Linked DNA regions of Homo sapiens: region 2 is linked to region 1. A link is a loop called in an ENCODE intact Hi-C map of the cell type or tissue named here. Cell type or tissue: heart right ventricle. All regions are shown on one strand. Each heading gives the region's core, and the rest is flanking DNA. Links, peaks and the distances in the headings are about the cores only.

Region 1 (9,891 bases), core at 1,176-9,175:
TTGAAACATCTCCCTTTTATAGTTAGAGATTATGTATTTTATTTTTAAAATCTTACCCACCCTCACCCAGCAGTTCAGTAGAGGATGGGACACTAAGAGAGAAAAGCAAGAATCCTACAGACCATGAGCATCATGGCAGGGAGTGGGCTGGGGAGATCCTGAGATGCTCCAGAGTCAAGTGAGTGCGCTGAGCACTGAAGGAGCTTGGACCTCGTCCTCTGGGCTAAGAGCAGGTGGCTCAGGAGAAGTTCACATAGAGCAAGGTGTCCAATGCCCCAGCAGGAGAACAGTGTCAGGGAGAGGCCCTTCCAATGCATTGCGAAAACCCCCACTCATTGCAAAAAAACCCCACTGAAAGCAAAAGGAATATTTGCTTCCGAGAATCATGAAAGGCCCCAGCCAGTGCAATTGGCTGCCTGGCCACTTCCACCTCTGTCCTCCTGGCCATTCTGGGGTTCAGGCTGATGCTCCTCAAGGCTACAAAACAACTGCCACAGCCCCAGGAATCCCACCCAGACCCAGCAATGCCCAGCAAAAGAAGGAGAGACTCTTCCTGGAATCTCTTTGAAAAACAAGAAAGCCTTCCCTAGAAGCTGCTGTTATCAACTGGCTTCAGACCCCTCCCGCAGAACCGCCTCACATGCCGTGCCTAAACCAGCTCCAAGCTGGGAAGGTAAGACTCCAAGGTGCGCTGGATTCATCCGCTTGGGGGTCACTAACCCTGGGAATGAAGATCCACTCACACCCCAAGTTTGTTACCAAGGAAGAGGGGTTGTGGTGACTGAGTGTAGGTGCCACCCGTGTCTGCCACCAGAAGCTGAGCTGAGTGAATGCCTGGGTCTGGTGGCTTTCTCCACCACCACTGCCGAGTCCCGTACGTCCTGTGCAACACAGGGAAGAGGAAGGGTGATAGTTCACAGGCACCAGCACTTTTACAGGTGTTCATTCATTACACCATTCTCCATCTGAGGAAACTGGGACCCAGAGAGGTTGAGCAACGTAGTCAAAGTCACACAGCTGATAAGTCATAGAACTGATATTCAAGGCCCAGCTCTGCAGCCCCAGACATTGTGCTATGCCACCTAAACCAGCCAGAAGAACATCCTGGGAAGGGTGCAAAGGAAGCTGGCGGTGGGCCAGCAGGTGTGAAGGGGCCCAGGGCTGGGAGGAAGATGAAGACACAAAGTGACCCGAGTGGGGCTGCTGCCCCGGGGCCCTCTGCCTTCTCCAGCATATGGGGCAACGGATGAATAACATCTCAGCAGAGGCCCTGAGGACTGAGGACTGACCTGCCACTATGTCAAGACCTGAAGTCCCCAGGGCCCCCAGGATCTGCCCACCCCAGGAGAAGGGGGAAGGGGGACAGGGGAAGAATCCATGTCTCCCAAAAGTGGGCCAAGAAACGTCCTAAAGTGACTGAATCATCATGAATAGGCAAGATGACGTTTTCCACCATCCATGGACATGGTGGCTTGAGAGTCTGGTCCATCCGCAGGGAGATGAAAGGGCTTCCCTTGCCCCCTTGACATCCACACCTGCTCCCTGCATGAGGCCCAGTGCCTGCCGAGGGCTCTCGTGCCCCCAAGGGGATTCCAGCTGCCATCGCCATTGCTCGTGGGACTGCGGGTGGAACGGGTGGGTTCATGGAGACACCTGGGAAGAGCTTCGCAGGGTTTGTTCAAATGGTGGAGTGTGTGAGCTCCTCACCACTGAGCCCGAGGGGCAGGCGTCCGGCTCTTGCTTCCTCCCAGGCCCACTTCCTGACCTGTGGCGGGAAGGGCCCTGACAGAGGGATGCCGAGGGTCTATGTCTCCCACATATGATGGGAGCAGGGCGCACAGGCACAGGCCGGGGCTGACAGACAGAGTGGCTGGCACAGCCACAGTCGCATGGTTCTGAGCAGGGCAGGAGGCCCAGGACTGAGCCAAGCACAGACACCCACCCTCAGACCCCATGGCCGTCCAGCCCTGCCCCGGCTGTTTAGGCTGAGCGGCCACCCCGAGGCCCACCACCCATAAGTAAGTCTCTGCCCCTTCCAGACTGACTGACCAACTCCCACACTGCAGGGCACGAGGCTTGGCTTCCCAGGGAGCTGCCAAAGCAGGGAGTCAATTCCCGCGGGGTGAGTTCTGACCCACAGGACACAGGACCGAGCAGAGGGCAGACTGCCCCGCCTCTCTGGGACGGATGGTTCCAGGGGTTCCAGGCCGTGTGGGGACGCCTGCTGAGCCACCACCTCTATCCCACACACACACTGGCCTCCCCACCCCGCTGCTTCACTCCCTTCCCCCTCACTCTCACTCTCCTGGGACCACACTTCTGGTTCTGGGCTGAATCTAGGTTGGCACCCTGTCCCCCAGCAGCTCAGAATGTGGCTGCGTTTGGGGACAGGATTTTTACAGAGGTCATTAAGGTACAATGAGGTGATTTTGGGTGGGCCCTAATCCCACAGGACTGGGGAGCTCATAACAAGAAGAGATGAAGACACAGACACTCAGAGGAATGATCTTGTGAGGACACAGGAGGAAGACAGCCTCCGCAAGCCAAGGTGAGGAGACTCCAGAGAAACCAGCCCTGCCCACCAGCACCTTGATTCGGGACTTCCAGCCTCCAGGACTGCAAGAATAAATGTGTGTTGTTTGAGCCCCAGCCTGGGGTTATTTTGGTGTGGCCGCCCGAGCTGACTCACAGCCCCCAGTGAGACCCCAACTCCAGCTGTTCCCTAAGAAACCCAGGCTCCCCGAGTGGCACCCACAAAGCCCCAGGCATTGCCCTCCTCGCTGCAGCAGCTCTGGAAAACCCTGTGGATCCAGGAAGAGGCAGGCCCTTCAGAGCCCAGGGTCTCCCTTCCCTCCCCTGGAGAGCAGCAGGTCCCAAGGGTCTCGAAATCTAGCTTCTGAGGTGACCGAGGACTGAAAGGGATGATGTGGTGAAGGCTGAGCCCAGGTCTGGCACATCTTAGGTGGGCAACAGATTTTAGCTAAAATTATTCTTATTATCAGTATTAATGTCTCTCTGTTCCTCACCTGGGTCTTCTCCTAGACTGAAAGCCTACCCAGGGCAGGGCGAACCTCAGGAAGCTTGTAAGTCCAGAGCCAAGCTCACTGGGTGCACCACAGCCCGGGCTGCAGCTGCGGCAGGCCCTGCCTGCAGCCGCCTGTGGCCTCCATGGACAGACGGCCCTGGTGACCCCCACCTGAAAACCAAACTGAAACCTGGAGGAGGGGCTGCCCGGTGCACCGATTTCAAGGAGCAGTTCCAGAGTCGGCCTCTGGTCACCAGGGGTTGGTGCGTTCCTTCCTTCCCCAAGACACCCATGTGGGAGGTCAGGTGGGAGTCAGGGAATCAGGGAAATACTGTGGGACCCCAAGCCAGCTGAGCCCTGGGAGCACCAACGGGAAACGCCAACGAGTGCTGAGCCCTCCCGGCACGATCCAGGAAACCCTCTCAGCTCCACCAGGCGGTGAAACACCACCTCTGCGAATCTGCGTTCCGGGGCCTGGGGCTGTCCAGCGGAAACACAGCTCAGCCACATTTAAGGAGGCAAAAAAAAAAAAAAAGCAGCGGAAATTCATCCTGGTAATGTATTTTTGTTAAACCCAATATACTCAAATATAAAGAATTATTAATGAGATTTTTTTGCATTTGTTTTTCTACTAAGTCTTCAAAATAGGACCTGGTCTTTATACCAGAACACCACATCCCAGGGCAGACCAGCCCCATTTCCAGTGGCAATACCCCTCCCACACAGGGTGGATCGATAAAAATAAGAAAACTGTGAAAGCACTTTTTTTTTTTGACAGGGTCTCATTCTGTCACCCAGGCTGGGGTGCAGTGGCACACTCACAGCTCACTGCAGCCTCCACTTCCCAAGCTCGGGTGATCTTCCCACCTCAGCCTCCCAAGTAGCTGGGACTGCAGGTCTTCGCCATCACACCCGGCTTGCCTATTTATTTATTTATTTATTTATTTATTTATTTAATTTATTTATTTATTGAGATGTGGATCTCACTATGTTGCCCAGGCTGGTCTCAAACTCCTGGACACAAGTGACCCTCCCTCCTTGGCCTCCCAAAGCGCTGGGATTACAGGTGTGAGCCACCGCGTCTGGCCTGACAGAACTTTTTTTTTTTTTTTTTTGAGATGGAGTCTTGCTCTGTCCCCCAGGCTGGAGTGCAATGGCACAATCTCAGCTCACTGCAACCTCTGCCTCCTGGGTTCAGGCGAGTCTCCTGCCTCATCCTCTCGAGTAGCTGGGATTACAGGTGCCCGCCACCACGCCCGACTAATTTTTGTATTTTTAGTAGAGACGGGTTTTCATCATGTTGGCCAGCATGGTCTCGAACTCCTGACCTCAAGTGATGCACTCACCTCGGCCTCCCAAAGTGCTGGGATTACAGGCGTGAGGCACCGTGCCTGGCCTCTGAATGCACTTTTTTCCAAAAAGAAGCCATAGGTCAGCGCAGATGTTCTCACTCATTGGTGGGAATTGAACAATGAGAACACATGGACACAGGGAGGGGAACATCACACTCCGGGGCCTGTTGTGGGGTGGGGGGAGAGGGGAGGGATAACATTAGGAGATATACCTAATGCTAAATGACGAGTTAATGGGTGCAGCACACCAGCATGGCACATGTATACATATGTAACAAACCTGCACGTTGTACACATGTACCCTAGAACTTGAAGTATAATAATAATAAAATTAAAAAAAGAAAGAACGGGGAAGCTTCCAGGCCTTCGCGAGCCCAGCGCAGCCTCCCGGGCCGGGCGAGGGGTTTGCGGCTGATTCTCCGCGCGTCTCAGCCTGACCCACCGGCTCCCCGCCGCTCCGGGAAGCGCGCGCTCGCCCCCTGCTGGACGCTCGCGGCCCTGCGCCCAGCGCGTTCGGTGGAGGGACCCTGGCACCCAGCGGGCGGAGCCGGCATTTCTGCAGGAAGGAGCCAGGTGGACGCCGGAAAACCCAGGCACCAAGATGAAAACACGTAATACACCTGGTGTTCAGATCCGAAGTAATGCAGGAATATCCGCGGGGCACAAAGTGTCAGATGCTAAAAGCAGCTCTGAATGGTGGGGTGGGGTCCTTCTCGGCTGTGGGGAAACTGAGGTAATTTGACTGACTCAGCTGCCCGAGGTTCTTTCTGGAAGATTCTTTCTCAGTCAGCGCAGACTGCCACAACAAAACGCCACAGACCAGGGCCTTAAACATTCAGTTCTGACCGTTCTGGAGGCCGGGAGGTCCTAGATGAAGGGGCCAGCTGGTTCCAGGTCTGGTGAGACCCACGATTGCAGACTCACGGCTGCCCCACTGCGTCCTCACGCAGCCTTTCCCGGGATGCGCAGGGGGAGAGCTCTGGCCTCCCCTCCTCTTCCGAGAAGGTCATTAACGCTGTCAGATCGGGGCCCACCCTTACAACCTCACTGAGCTGCATCACCTCCAAAGGCCCTGTCTCCAAATAGCCACACAGGGTCTGGGAGCCAAGGTCTGAACCCGGGGACATAATTCACTCCACAGCACAGGGACCTAAATACATGAAGCCACTGGCGCAGACCTGGTGGTGCAGTCGCTGGAGAGGTGGCTGGTTCCCCAGAACCCCCGCTAGAGCTGCCCGGCAGCCTCCAACCCCACGCAGGTCGGGAGGTCTGCGGCCCGGCTCCCACGCTGCACCGGGACTGCCTGCCTGATCCGAGAGGCCCCTGCGTTGCACAGCAGGCTTCACTGCCTCTCTTAGGGGACAGGCCACAGGGCCACCCGGCGTGGCCACCTCCAGCCCACAGGGTCCAGCCGGATTCGGGGATGACAGTGACCCCTCCCCACGGAGGGCCTTCTGCTTCCAGAAGAAGGGTCCTTGAAGAGGCCCTTGCAGGGCCTCTAAGCTCACGGATGCTTTATCCCCACGACTCCCCATAGAGGGGCCTGCGGTCACCCAGGGGCCAACAGGAGCCATGGGCAGCCTCTGTCCACACCCAGCTGAGGCCCTGCCCCATGGGTTGGAAGATGGACGGGAATCATTGGTTCCTTCCGGCACGTCCATCCACACAAAACTGATTCCTTTGGAGATTTTGCAAAAGGTTCTAGTCTTTCCTCAAAAAAGTGCGCCGGGGGTTGTGGTGAGGATTCTGTTCCTCTTTCTCTTTTAAACAAGGCAGAGACGTCCCCCTTCATAGCCATCCCCTACGCTGACCAGTGGTTTCTCATTAAAAAATGAAAAGTGCTTTCCCCAAAGAACTGAAAACAGGCATTCCAGCAAAAACCTGCACACACATGTTCCTGGCAGCATTGTTCACAATGCCCCTGCAAATGTCCATCCACAGAGCAATGTGGTCACAGCGTGTGGTCCATCCATACAGTGGGATATTACTCAGCCAGAAAAGAAAGGAAATTCTGGGCCATGAAAACATTACGCTAAGTGGAAGAGGCCGGTTACAAGAGGACACACGTGGTGTGATTCCTTTTCCACGACATGTGAGGAGTGAACAAATCCACGGAGACAGAGGGAACAGAGCTTCCCGGGGCTGTGGGGGCCAGGAGTGGGGAGCCACTGCCTCATAGGGACGGGGCTTCGGCCTGGAGGCCTGAAAACGTCCTGAAACTAGCTGGAGGTCGTGGTTACGCAACACCATGAATGTCTAAACACCCCCAAGCTGTGCACCTGAAAATGATTCATCCAATCATCCACTTTAAATACGTGCGGTTCTCAGACATCGGTTCTACCTCAATAAAGTGGTCTGTAAAAACAGTTAATTTTATGTTATGTGGACTTTACCCCAATTTTTTAAAACAGTGCTTCCATCCCTTGCAGGGCTCTGTCTAGCAAGGACCCAGCTGTGAAGCTTGTGGTGGCTTTTAGGGGAGCTCCAGGTTACTTGGGGGTCTTTGAATCCCAACACCCATCCTAGTGTCCACAGCTGATCCCTCTCGCCCCCCAGACACAAAGGAAAAAGGTGTGCGAAGCCAGGGGCGGTGGCTCATGCCTGTAATCCCAGCACTTTGGGAGGCCAAGGCAGGCAGATCACCTAAGGTCAGGAGTTCGAGACCAGCCTGGGCAACATGGTGAAACCCCATCTCTACTAAAAATACAAAAAGCTAGCTGGGCGTGGGGGCACACACCTGTAATCCCAGCTACACAGGAGGCTAAGGCAAGAGAATTGCTTGAACCTGGGAGGCAGATGTTGCAGTGAGTCGAGATCGCACCACTGCACTCCAGCCTGGGCGACAGAGTGAGACTGCATCTCAAAAACAAACAAAAACAAATTCAGCCTGGGCAACACAGCGAGACCTCACCTCTAAAAACGATAACATGGCCCCAAGTCCTTGCCCCTCTTCCCATCAAGACGTGGGGTCTCTACCCCCCACCCCCACTGCCCCTCTTCCCATCAAGACGTGGGGTCTGTACCCCCTACCCACACTGACCCTCTTCCCATCGAGAGGTGGGGTCTCCACCCCTTACCCACACTGACCCTCTTCCCATTGAGAGGTGGGGTCTCCACCCCTTACCCACACTGACCCTCTTCCCATTGAGAGGTGGGGTCTCTACCCCTTACCCACACTGACCCTCTTCCCATTGAGAGGTGGGGTCTCTACCCCTTACCCACACTGACCCTCTTCCCATTGAGAGGTGGGGTCTCTACCCCTTACCCACACTGACCCTCTTCCCATTGAGAGGTGGGGTCTCTACCCCTTACCCCCACTGCCAAACCTGGACCAGCTGTGACTGCTTTCAATGGCAGGCAGTGGCAGTGAGGCCAGGTGTGTTTGGAGACTGGACAGCACAGGCCAGTGGCCTCACCTGACACTCCGACTCAAGAAGCTCCCTTTCCGAGCCTGGTCATCATGCTGGGAGAAACCCAAGCCACACAGGAGGCCACGAGCTCGTGCTTTGGTGGACAGTCACCACTGAGCCCGGCTCAGCGCACATATGTGATGGTCCAGCTTCAAGTCCCCTTAGTGTTGGCACCGTCCCATTTGACCCCAGACAACATGGAACAGAATCAAAGCCACTCCATTGCGTCCTGCGTGAATTCCTGACCTCCAGCTCCGCCAGCATAATGAAATAGTGGCTGCTTCATCTTACCCAATTCAGCTTGGGGTGGTTTGTTACACAGAAGCCAATATTTGACTTTATTTGACTGATGGCTGTCCAAAAGCTTACAATTTGAACAGCCTGACATGGATGCTGTTTTCTGCCTAAAAACTCATATTTTGCAAACTACTGAGTGCAAGTTTACTTTAATGACCTGTGAGCTTGGCCGTGTAAAGACTTGCTGAAAGCCAGCCGTATTATCAGAAAGCACGGAGCCAGTTTGCAAGCTCTCGTATTGCTCAGAACTCTTTCAGTGGTAAGGGGCAGAGATGGGACCCACGCTAGCTACCAGCAGAAAGGAAGCTACCGGCAGGGTGGTACCTCGGGCTGGCTCCAGAGACACATGCACGCACACATGCATGCACAGGCACACACATATGTGCACACACACATACATACACGGGAAGCATTCTATTGCTATATGGTGAAACTTGTGGTCATTTTATTTCCTCATGAGCTGCAATTGTGGGTTTATCAGATGTTTCTGCCACTTTCCTTCTCTCTCTCTTCCTCTCTCTCTCTCTCTGCTATCATTTGAATAAACATATCGCTCCAGAATTCATATACTGAAATGTAATGGATTAAGAGATGGGGCCTTGGGCAGGTGACTGAGTCATGAGGGCCTCCCTCACGGATGGGATTAGTGCCCTTATAAAAGGGCTGGAGGAAACTAGCTAGGCCACTTTTGCCCTCCCGCCCCTTCCACTAAGTGAGGCCAGAACGTAGCAACCAGACACCATCTTGGAAGCAGAGAGCATTCTCATCAGTCGCCAGACCTGCTGGTGCTGTGATCTTGAACTTCCAACCTCCAGAATTGTAAGCAATGTATTTGTGCTGTTTATAAATTACCCAGTCTAAGGGATTTTGTTAGCAGCATAAACAGACCAAGACACTCTCTCTCAGTTTCTTGGCTCTCTCTCCGTTGGCCTCATTTTCTCCTGCAAATGAACCTCGTCCATTTGGCCAGCAGGAGGGAGGATGTGGCTGCAGGCCACCAGGCTAACAGCCCCTCAGGTCAACAACACCCCCATGGAACCTCTTCCTCTCTTCAGCGTGTGTCATACGTGTACACACATGCATACACACATACAGGAAGCACTCTATCTTTACATAGTGAAGCTTGTGGTCATCATTTTATTTCCTCGTGAGCTGCAATGGTAAGAATTCCCTGAAAATTCCCCCACTGGCAGGCCACAGCGTGCTTAAACAACATCAAATCCAACGCATCTCACTGTATCACTGAACTATAGTTAGAGGTTTTGTTTTGAAAATTAGTTGACAACTTCAGCGCTTTTGTCATTTTTATGTTCACCAGCACAAAGATGAGCTTTTAGGTGCTCAGGAAGGGCAAGCCAGGTGACCGTCTTCCATGCAGCAGGGACTCTACTTAAATTCAGTGTTTTTCCAAAGCCCCTTTCTACTCCAAAAGCACCCATCTTATAATCAATATGCTGGGAGCACTCAGTTTCTCTCCCTGCATGACCAAGTTAATCAACAGCAGAGGCTGCATTAATCAGCTTTGTTGCAGTAACAAACACGCCCAGAACGTGCCCCAGTGCTGGCATCTCAGGTGGGCTCAGGTGGGCTGCAGATCAGCCACTTGTTTGCTCATTCCTGGAGCAGCAGGAATTCCTGGACCATTCCAGTCCCTACTGGAGACATGCTGGTGGCAAAGTCTTCCTTACCAAGCTTAAACAAGTGTCATGAAGTCTTTTTTCTTTAACACTGGCCTCTGGTAGCCTCTGCTCAGATGGGCTTTTGTCCTGGCATCCCCTTGACATTGGCCAAAGCTGGTCTCAGACCA
Region 2 (9,891 bases), core at 606-8,605, 710 kb before region 1:
CCCAGATCTGAGCTGTCCCCTCTGAGGATGACCAGGCGAGGCAGTGTCCCCCCTGGTCACCTGACTTGGGGACCAGCCCCACCTGAGCCCACTTCCTGGATCAGCACGCATCCTCCTCCTCGGCTCTGGTGCTGTGGGTGGGGTCCTCTCTATTTTGTCCTCTGTAGGTGCCTTTTCCTCCGTACCCCTCTTCAGACCAGGCCTCTGAGATTTGCCTCCTACTCAGGACACCCAGGGTTGGGTGGAGGCCACGGCTCTGCCCACACCCCCCTGCCCCTTGGCCAACACCCTGTCTTCGCCTGTGGCTCTCCTGCACCCTGGGGCCTGGGCTCCAGAATCAGCCTCCCTTAGGCAGAATGTCCTGCTGCCCCTCGCTGCCCCCGCCAGTACCTTCCTGCCAGAGAGCAAGGGAGCAGCCAGTTGCGCTGGGCCCTGGGACCCTCCACAGGATTGCGCTGAGTGCTGGACGAGGGTGGCAGGGACGGCCGAACAGGGTGCCAGCTGCAGGGGCAGGCTGACGTGAGGGGAAGATGGAGGCAGCGGTGGGAGGGTAGTGTCCTCAGCCTGGGGGCTTTGCAGACCCTCTACTCACTGAGCAGATGCTCCCCACTCCCCTGTACCCCCATAGAGCAGGATAGGGGTTCCCTGATGGCTGAGAGGAGGGGGGTCCCATGAAATAAGATGCGGGGTTCCCACCTGGGAATCTACCTGGTGAGACTGGAGACCGTCTCTTCCTCACTCTATCTTCGACCCCATGGGTTAGTCCAGCCCAGGGAATGTAAACTTCACTTCTGGCCATGACAAATGCAGTAAGTTTGGGTCCAGGCCAGAAGGTTCCAGAACCAAGTTATCCCTGCAGGGGCTGCCAGATGGCAGCTTCCTCTCTGGAGCCCCTCACCTGTCCCACCCCAATGTGGGACTGAGAGCCCTTCTGGTCGGGACTGAAGATGGCTGGTGAAATTCCTTCTGCAGGGCTGCCTCGGTGCCCCTGGATCCTGGGCCTCTGCCCTGGGCCTGCCATGCTCCCCTTAGCCCGGCCCCTCCTGGGCTGCCAGGGTCCAGCTGAAACCTCAGCCGCCCCCCAGGTTCCTGGCCCCCTGTCCAAAGTTAGCCACACCCCGCATTCATTTCCTATCCTCTGACCTCTTTCTGCCACCCTGCCCCACTGCCCCCTGCATTATTTGCAATTATTATTATTATTATTATTGAGACAGAGTCTCACTCTGTCGCCCAGGCTGGAGTGCAGTGGTGTAATCTTGGCTCACGGCAACCTCTGCCTCCCAGGTTCAAGCGATTCTCCTGCCTCAGCCCCCCGAGTAGTTGGGATTACAGGTGTGTGCCACCACACCCGGCTAATTTTTTTTATATTTTTGGCAGAGACAGGGATTCACCATGTTGGCCAGGCTGGTGTGGAACTCCTGACCTCAAGTGATCCTCCTGCCTTGGCCTCCCAAAGTGCTGGGATTACAGGCATGAACCACCTCGCCCAGCCTGCAATTATTTAACTAACTGGTTTGGTTTGATGATTTCTGTTTGTATCGTGGGAGTATCACTTTCTGAGGTCAGGGACCATATCTGTCCTTTGACTGTGTCACCCCAGCGCCTGGCACCAATCACTGTTTATTAGGGGATCAGTCACTGTTTATTGATCACGTGATCCACTGTAGTGAGCAATCGGTATGCTTAGTAACTGTCGGCTCAGTATGATTTAGTTTCAACACAAATGCATTTATTGTACTCCTACTGCATACCTAAAATGCTCTAGTGCCTTTGGACTTCAGCAGAAGTAAAAGTGAAAAGCTCTGGCCGGGCGGGGTGGCTCACACCTGTAATCCCAGCACTTTGGGAGGCCAAGGCAGGCGGATCACGAGGTCAGGAGATCGAGACCATCCTGGCTAACACGGTGAAACCCCATCCCTACTAAAAATACAAAAAAATTAGCCAGGCTTGGTGGCGGGTGCCTGTAGTCCCAGCTACTCGGGAGGCTGAGGCAGGAGAATGGCGTGAACCCGGGAGGCGGAGCTTGCAGTGAGCTGAGATCACGCCACTGCACTCCAGCCTGGGCAACAGAGTGAGACTCTGTCTTAAAAAAAAAAAAATGAAAAGCTCTGAGGGAGTCCGGAGCCCACCCCTCAACTGTGACTTTTCTTGGAGAAATGAAACATGAAGTGTTCGACAGCCGATTCCCTCCTCCCAGAGTGCCCGGACAGCGTAGATTATAAAGTATCAGCGTCCCAGCTCATGTCATGACTCGAATGGGCCATCTCACAGTGACAATAAATCCATTGTTATTTTGCCAGGAGAGAGATTAATGTTAAACATAATTTATCCTTTCGGGTTTTATCTGAGCTGAGAAAATTTGTTACCATAGAGATTTCAAAACTTGAGAAACGGCATTTTAATGAGCTGCGGAGATGGGGGTTCGTGGGCCTAGCGGTGCCTTGTGCCGGAGACATGAGTGTGCGCAACTCGTTCTTTGATCTTTTAAGACGGAAGAATGACTCTGGCACTCAGGGTGGCGGTGGGGTGGGGACGGGAGCCAGGTGGCCCTTTGCAATGAGAGTGAGGGAGTGGACTCAGATGGTGACTGTGCCATCTGCCCTGGGTGTGGACGGGGACCTGAGTGCTTCAGGTGAGACCCCACCTGGCCCTCAGTGCCCCATGCACTCCCAGGGATCACGTGGGGCTGCCATGGTCCTGCTGGCAGCCTTGCCATATGGGGTCCCTACGGTGGGTGGGCATGGCAGGTCCCACTCCCTTGCCATAGGTGGGACCAGCTAAGGCTGTCATCTCCAGAGTCCCCCGCCCACATCCCCTCATGTGGAAGGATGATGCAAAGCCATAATCGCAGCAGTTTGGGAGGCCAAGGCGGGTGGATCACCTGAGGTCAGGAGTTCGAGACCAGCCTGACCAACATGGTGAAACCCCGTCTCTACCAAAAATACAAAAATTAATCAGGCGTGGTGGTGTGGACCTGTAGTCCCAGCTACTTGGGAGGCTGAGGCAAGAGAATTACTTGAACCTGGGAGGTGGAGGTTGCAGTGAGCCGAGATCTCACCACTGCACTCCAACCTGGGCGACAGAACGAGACTCTATCTCAAAAAAACCCCACAAAAAAACCCAAAAAAACAAAGCTGATGGCTTGTGTCTAGACATGGGAGTCCTGAGCCAGTTCCTCCGTGAAACCTGCCTTTCCCAGATGGCCACACTGACTGTCATCACCCCCACCTGGGGCTGTCCCCAGCTTTGGGGGCAGGTGCCTTGGCCAGGCCCACCTGGGGCCCAGTCTCCTGTGGGAACAGCTGAGTCATGGCTTGGAGCTGGTCAACACAGGGTGCCCGGCCACAGCTGGGCAGCCCTGTTCCCTGTCAGTGCCTTAGTGAGAGATTCGTGACTGCAGGATGAGCCTGCTGCTGTGGCAGCTTCCAGCGCTCACGCAGGCTCTGGGTTGGCCTGTGGGGGCCTTGGAGGGTTTGCCTGGAGTAGTGGCCCCTCATTTTGCAGAACCTCAGGAGATCTCCCTGCAGCACCTTACAGAGGATGCAGAGGCTGTGACAGGCAGCATTCTCCTCCCCCTTGGAAGCCTCAGGATGCTGTGGGACGAGGGGGCCTTCAGCGTCCCCTTCCTCCCAGTGTTGTACCTGCAGCTGTGCTGGAGTGACCAGGGGCAGAGGTGGTGACGCTGCTGCCCGCCTTGCCACAATTTCGCCAGCAGAGGGTGCTCATGGATAGCCGCCTTGCAGGCGCTGCTGCCGCAGATCCAGACTCTGCTGCCCCATGGGGTCAGGGGCCTCTGGGCCACCTGGTTAGCCTTTGTTCCCACTTCTAAAGAAGGGGTGGGTCTGGTAATGGATTCACGATGGCTCAAGCCCACCCACCAGATCCCAGCCCTCCGTAGTGGTGCTGCTTGTGGGGCGGCTCCAGCAGCAGGTCCTGGGCCCCCCTTCCTTGGCATGTCCCTGTTGACACCCTCCTGGGACACCGCTCCTTCTGGCCCGTTCTGAGCAGCCCACAGCCTTAGGCCCAGCACTTTTGGCTGGCCCACCGGCATCAACTAGCCACAGGCCCTCCATCAGCCCCAGGCTCTTGGCAGAACTGCAGGTGGCCCAGGGTGAGAGCATCGCTGCCTTTGCCACCAGGATCGATGGACAGGAGGGGCTGGGGCTCCCGGTCATGCCCACGGATGAGGGGCAGATATGTGGAGTGGGCTTAGGTGCTTGTGGCCGGGCCAGCCTGGGTCTGCCTTTTAATGACCTCAAATTGCTCCTGGCATGTGTTGTAAGAGGTAATTCCTCCCGTTAACATACTAGGGATATATTTTTTTCTAATTTTAAATTTGGATTAAATTCTTTTGATGAATTTCCACTTTTTCTCTGTTTTGCGTATCAACCAGGAAATGTCACAAAGTACAATTCTAGTGGCGGTTCGAGGCTGTTGCTTCCCTTCTCCCTTCCTCTCTCTGCTTCCTCCCTCCGTCTCTCTCCCTCCCTCCCCCTCCCTCCCTCCCTTCCTTGCATGCTGAGTGGTGTGACCTCATGGAGCGTACTAAGACACCTCAGAAGCAGCCTCCATCCAGAGGCAGCTCACAGCCTGAGAGGTTCTCCTGAGGGTCAACACACAGATGTGTTAGGCGCAGGAGCTGAGGGCAGGGTGTTGAGGGCTCCCAGCTGGAAGGACCAGTTGTGTTTCATGGAGGAGTTTGCATTTGCACTGAGTCTTGAAGGGGGCAGGTTTGGCCAAGTGGGAGCAGGGAAGGGCTGCAGGAGCAGTTTGATCAAGGGGCAGATGTGCAGCAGATGGCAGTGCCCCACGACGGGCAGCACAGCTTCCCAGGGTCCCGGGCTGGCTTGTTTGCAGAGAGCCATGGCTGGGTGTGGTTGCAGGGGCTCCCCGACTGCCTTCTCACCTCTGTGCTCTGTTCCAGCGTCTGCATTTCCCGAGGACTTCTCCATCCTAACAACTGTGAAAGCCAAGAAAGGCAGCCAGGCCTTCCTGGTCTCCATCTACAACGAGCAGGGTATCCAGCAGATTGGGCTGGAGCTGGGCCGCTCTCCCGTCTTCCTCTACGAGGACCACACGGGGAAGCCTGGCCCGGAAGACTACCCCCTCTTCCGGGGCATCAACCTGTCAGATGGCAAGTAAGTGGGCACTTCTGGGCAACTGTCCCCCTGCTGGAGGGGGGATCAGGCCAGCTCATACCACTGACCAGATGTGGGGCACAGTAGAGGACGTGCAGCAGCCGGTACTGAGACTCCCACAGACGCCGCAGCAGAGGAGAGGGTGCTGGGCTTGGAGTCCTGAAACCTGGGTTATGGTCTTGATTCATCCTCTGTGGCTCTGGGGAGTCACTTCTCCTCCCTGGCCCTCCATTATCCCTTTGTAAAGTGCACTAAAGCACATCAAATTCCCGCCTGTTTGTGTCAGAAGGGACACAGGAAATTGTGAGGTTATACCCAACCTTTTCCAGAAAGGATTTCAGGTATCCTTCAAGGACACAGGTGTGTTAGGAGTGGGAGTGAGCATGAGAAAAAGCGGGTCGTGCCAGCACGCTCTGTTGGGTGCAGACCTCAACACCAGGGGTTGTCAGTCTCCTCTTTCGTGGTCAGCACGTGTGAGGTCATGCCCTGATAATCTCCGAACGTCTTCAATACATGATTTCTGAATTCTTCGCCAAGACTTTCAGACAGATCCACTCCTTCCACCATTTCCCGTCCACACCCGGTCTTCTCTGGCTGCCTGCAGTTTGCCATCGGGGTTCAGAGGGCACGTGACAAGTGCTCGCATGCACACAGCAAAATACAACGGCCGCCGCCCTGCCATTCTCCCGATGGCTGTGACCGCACCGCAGGGACCACGCTCCCAGGGACCACACTCCTGGGTCCCGAGCCAGTGCCGAGTGCTGTGTGCTCCCCCTTCCCCCTTTCACTTGGGCTCCCGGCTGGGCTTCCAGGGTTCAGACAGCCATCCTTGTCTGAGGGACGAGGGTTCTGGGGAATGAGTAGATCTCATGGCACGGGGTGTTGCCCTAACTTGTCTGATTCCAGAGGCTGGGCCTTGATCTGCTCCGCCCCACCACGATCGTGCAGGAAGTGGGCCTTCTTCCTGTGTCTCGAGGAATTTGCAGCAAAATTGCTTGAGCTGGCATCTGTGATCCAAGCCCTGTCTTCACCATCTGTTTCTTTGCAGGTGGCACAGAATTGCTCTCAGCGTCCACAAGAAAAATGTCACCTTGATCCTCGACTGTAAAAAGAAGACCACCAAATTCCTCGACCGCAGCGACCACCCCATGATCGACATCAATGGCATCATCGTGTTTGGCACCCGGATCCTGGATGAGGAGGTGTTTGAGGTGAGCAGGAGGGCAGACCAACCCCTGTGCCCACCAGGGCACTCCTCCTGTGGAGCCACTGTGACTGCTGTTGGAGGAGGCTCCTCGGGCCGGGACCGGCTGGCGGTCCACTGTGGTCACCGTCTCTGTTGGTCAGAAGCCTCTGCTGCCATCCTAAGAGATGTTTGTGGCTTTCGGAAATGGAGGGGCCAGAGCTGCTGCCGCCTGTAGGCCGCGTGGGGATGGCAGTGGCCGCCCTTGTCCCAAGGGCCCAGTACGTGAGTCTCCTGGGTGCTGGCTCGGAAAGGACAGGGCCTTTGTCCAGCCTCGTGCTGAGGCTCCTGGAAACCTGCACACTCCTGCCGTCTGTATCCGAGGCCATCCTGGGACAGGGGCAGCTGTCCTCTGGGTGAGCTTGAAGGGCAGAGCTGGGCCACCGTGTGGACGCACCAGGGAGACCTGTGCCGACCCAACTCGGGCTGGCCTCACTCCAGTCTAGCTGTGTCCAGCCAGGGGCCTTGCTTTCCCGGGGAATGCCTCAGAGGCTTGGGAGTCGGGGCCTGAGCTGAGTGGGCTCTGGGACCCTCACTTCAGCCCATGGAGCCCTTCATAGGTTGGGGTTCTGCGTGAGAGAGCAGGAGAATGCCCCGTCCCACTGCCAAGAAACAGGTTGAGAGCTTCTGCAGGTGACCAGTGATCCCCAGCTGCCCCGGGTGGGGGCGTTGGAGTCACCAGGAGCCTGTAGGGGTTCCAGGGCCCTGCCTCCTGGGGTGCTGGGGCGACAGCCTGCACAGGGTCCTGGACTCTGCCCTTCCCAAGGGCACTGCAGTGACCGTTGCCTCCGCGGCTTGGGTTAGGCGGCAGCCAGGACCCCTCCACTGGGCTTCCTTGTCGTTTATGTAAGTTGGGTTTTGCAGAAGATTTGGTTTTGCACCCGGGTCTCTGTGGCTAAAACCTGTTCGAAAGCCACTGGCTTAAATGGCCTCCGAGGGCCATCCTGGCTCTGGGATTTCCTCCTCCAGGGCTGCAGAGATGGGACAAGTTAGGGCAGTGTCTCCTCCCTAAATCCCCGAGCGCTGCCGTGAGCTCCTGGCTGTGTCTACACATCGGTTCTGCATCCGGCTGCCCCCGTTTCATGGCTGAGGTGGGGTCCCCAGGGCCATGTTTCTTCTCGGTGACTCGGGGTCACCAAACCAGACACCGTGTTGACTCAATCTTGGTGTTCTGCCAAGGGCACGCGAAGGAGACATCACACGTACTAGTTCATTTCTGTGTTAAAGATATCGATGTCTGCTCGTGGGGACGGGCACGGTTGAACTGACCCTGGGGCTTTGAGCGTGTGAGAAGAGGGCAATTCTGAAAGTCTCACCTTTCTAGGAAATCATACTGGGGACCACGTAGTGTCACTGTGAACTGGACATTCAGCAGAGTGCTGGCCTCAGGGCAAGCCCACCTGGGCTCTGTCGATTGTTGGATTTGGGCCTCGGGCAAGCTGCTCTGCTATTTCTCTGTCTTAGGGTCTCCGTCTGTAAAATGGGATCACAGATGTGGCTGCTTCATGAGCTGTGGCAAAGGTTCCATGAGGTTGAATGCAGTGACACAGCAGCGCACTGTCTCCCTTATAGGAAGCCCCGGCTTAATGTCAAATTCAGTTGTTCTGGATATTAATACAGTGTCAAGGCAGACAGAAAGGCAGGACACAGCCCCGCGGCCCAGTGCAGACCGCAGAGGAATGATCAGAGCAGCCACGCTCTGTGGAATGAGATGGGCCTGTTAGAAGAAGGCAGGGAGTAGGTGTGAAGGTGGTGGAGATTCTGCTGAACGTGCAGTTGGCTCTGGGTCAGTTTCCAGGAAGCTGTAGCCTGGGGCTTCGGTAGAGCAGGGCGGGTGCTTGGATCCTGCTGGCACAGCCAGATTTTGCAAGCTATTGAGACACACCCTCCGGGCACACTTCTGAACAGACCTGCCTAGGCGCCTGGAAGGAACTGCGGGCACAGGAGCCGTCCTCAGCCAGGCAGGAGGCAGCTTCTGGGCTATTCTGGGGAGCTGGGGTTAAAAGCTGCCTTGGAGTCACACAGACTGGGATCAAGTGCTGGTTTTGCCTCTTGCTGGTGGGAGGATCTAGGCAAAGCAGGTGACATTGATGAGCTTTGAGACTCATTTGTAAAACATTGGTCACAGTAAGGCTACCTGCACAGCTGCAGGGGAGGTTCTGGGCTTGGCCTGGGCACCTGCCAGAGTCACCCCCACCGCTGCCTGTTGTTCTGTGGGTCGAGGCCCTGCCTCTGGATGGGAGGCCACGCGGTGGCCTCGGGTTTTTTTTTTTTTTTTTTTTTTTTTTTTGAGACGGAGTCTCGCTCCGTCGCCCAGGCTGGAGTGCAGTGGCACGATCTCGGCTCACTGCAAGCTCTGCCTCCCGGGTTCACGCCATTCTCCTGCCTCAGCCTCTCGAGTAGCTGGGACTACAGGCGCCCGCCACCACACCCAGCTAATTTTTTTTGTATTTTTAGTAGAGATGGGGTTTCACTGTGTTAGCCAGGATGGTCTCGATCTCCTGACCTTGTGATCCGCCCGCCTCGGCCTCCCACAGTGCTGGGATTGCAGGCGTGAGCCACCGCGCCCGGCCTCAGGGTTTTAATGTTTGTCATGCAGTCTCTTTTTTGTGCTGTGTCAAATCTTTGTAATTTCTAGTGTGTTCTGTTGTAAAGATTCAGGAAAAAGCTTTATTTTATCTTTAAAAAATTAGGATCCTAAAACAAATAGTGCTTCATTGATATTCTAACTGAGCAGGAAAAGCTGTTTTCCCAAAAGCAGATGTATGTGAAGAGTCCCTTACCCCAGGGAAGCACTAGAAATCCGTGTTCAGGGCTGGGTTTGCATCCTGGCTCCACTGTTTCCCAGGGGTGAGATCTTCGGTGAGTTGTCTGACCGCTCCGAGACTCAGTTTCCCCATCTGTAAAATGACAATAATAGTACCCGCCGCAGTTTTGTGTGTGTGGGAGGCACCGTGAGAATTAATCCATGAAAAATGCCTATGAGTGGCCGACAGCAAACATGCCAGAGTTTACCTCCTTTATCAGCAAAGGATGAAGGTAACGTGTGGTTTTCAAAAGGAAATGGCTCTTGAATGGAGGAGGCTGTTTTCCTACCCTGGCTTGTTCTTCCAGGGAACCGTGCAGGTCTCACTCTGCAGCTGGCGCCTGGCAGGCTTCTGGTCGAACGGTAAGTCACAGATAGGTTCCGAATTCTGTGTTCCTGGTGAGCCATTTTTTCCTGTCGTGGAATTCGATTTGAGCCAGAGTGGCTGCCAGGAACGAGAGGTTTTTATTGACCACAAGTTGTTAATGGTCTGGAGGAGGTGTTTTCCTAGCCCCAGAGTTTCCTGGCTGTTAGCTGTGCTCACGTTGGAAAATTGGACCTGTCTTTCTTAATGAAGTCCAGCAGGATCAGCGATGCCTTCAGCTGCCCCAAGCATCTTTTCTTTTTTTTTTTTCCCTTAACAGTGTGAGGAGGAAGTTCGGTGAGTTGGCCTCAGAGTCCCAGCCACCTTTTGTCTCATTGCA

The links. Peaks named below come from ENCODE experiments on the same cell type or tissue, not always from the same donor. Only the 100,000 strongest peaks of a DNase experiment are listed, where the experiment ranks them.
Region 2: a loop joins it to region 1, with 8 times the contacts of the local background. A loop is called at or near these places in 34 of 110 quality-filtered maps.

What each region holds. Positions count from the first base shown.
Region 1 is chr9:135,407,879-135,417,769 of GRCh38, forward strand. It overlaps LOC124902305 (a long non-coding RNA gene), which reads right to left. Exons shown (of 2, transcript XR_007061849.1): 2 at 9,208-9,891. Among named protein-coding and RNA genes, the nearest start is that of PPP1R26-AS1, 59 kb to the right of the region's middle. RefSeq lists a silencer at 8,794-8,962. In heart right ventricle, for the core only: a CTCF peak has its summit at 4,879 (motif pointing left); a DNase peak (open chromatin) is centred at 4,873; H3K27me3 peaks cover 4,016 bases.
Region 2 is chr9:134,694,985-134,704,875 of GRCh38, forward strand. COL5A1 (collagen type V alpha 1 chain) reads left to right here. Exons shown (of 66, transcript NM_000093.5): 3 at 4,925-5,138; 4 at 6,187-6,349. Among named protein-coding and RNA genes, the nearest start is that of COL5A1-AS1, 47 kb to the left of the region's middle. RefSeq lists enhancers at 2,884-3,708, 3,709-4,531. In heart right ventricle, for the core only: CTCF peaks have their summits at 3,710 (motif pointing right) and 3,914; a DNase peak (open chromatin) is centred at 3,707; H3K27ac peaks cover 1,296 bases.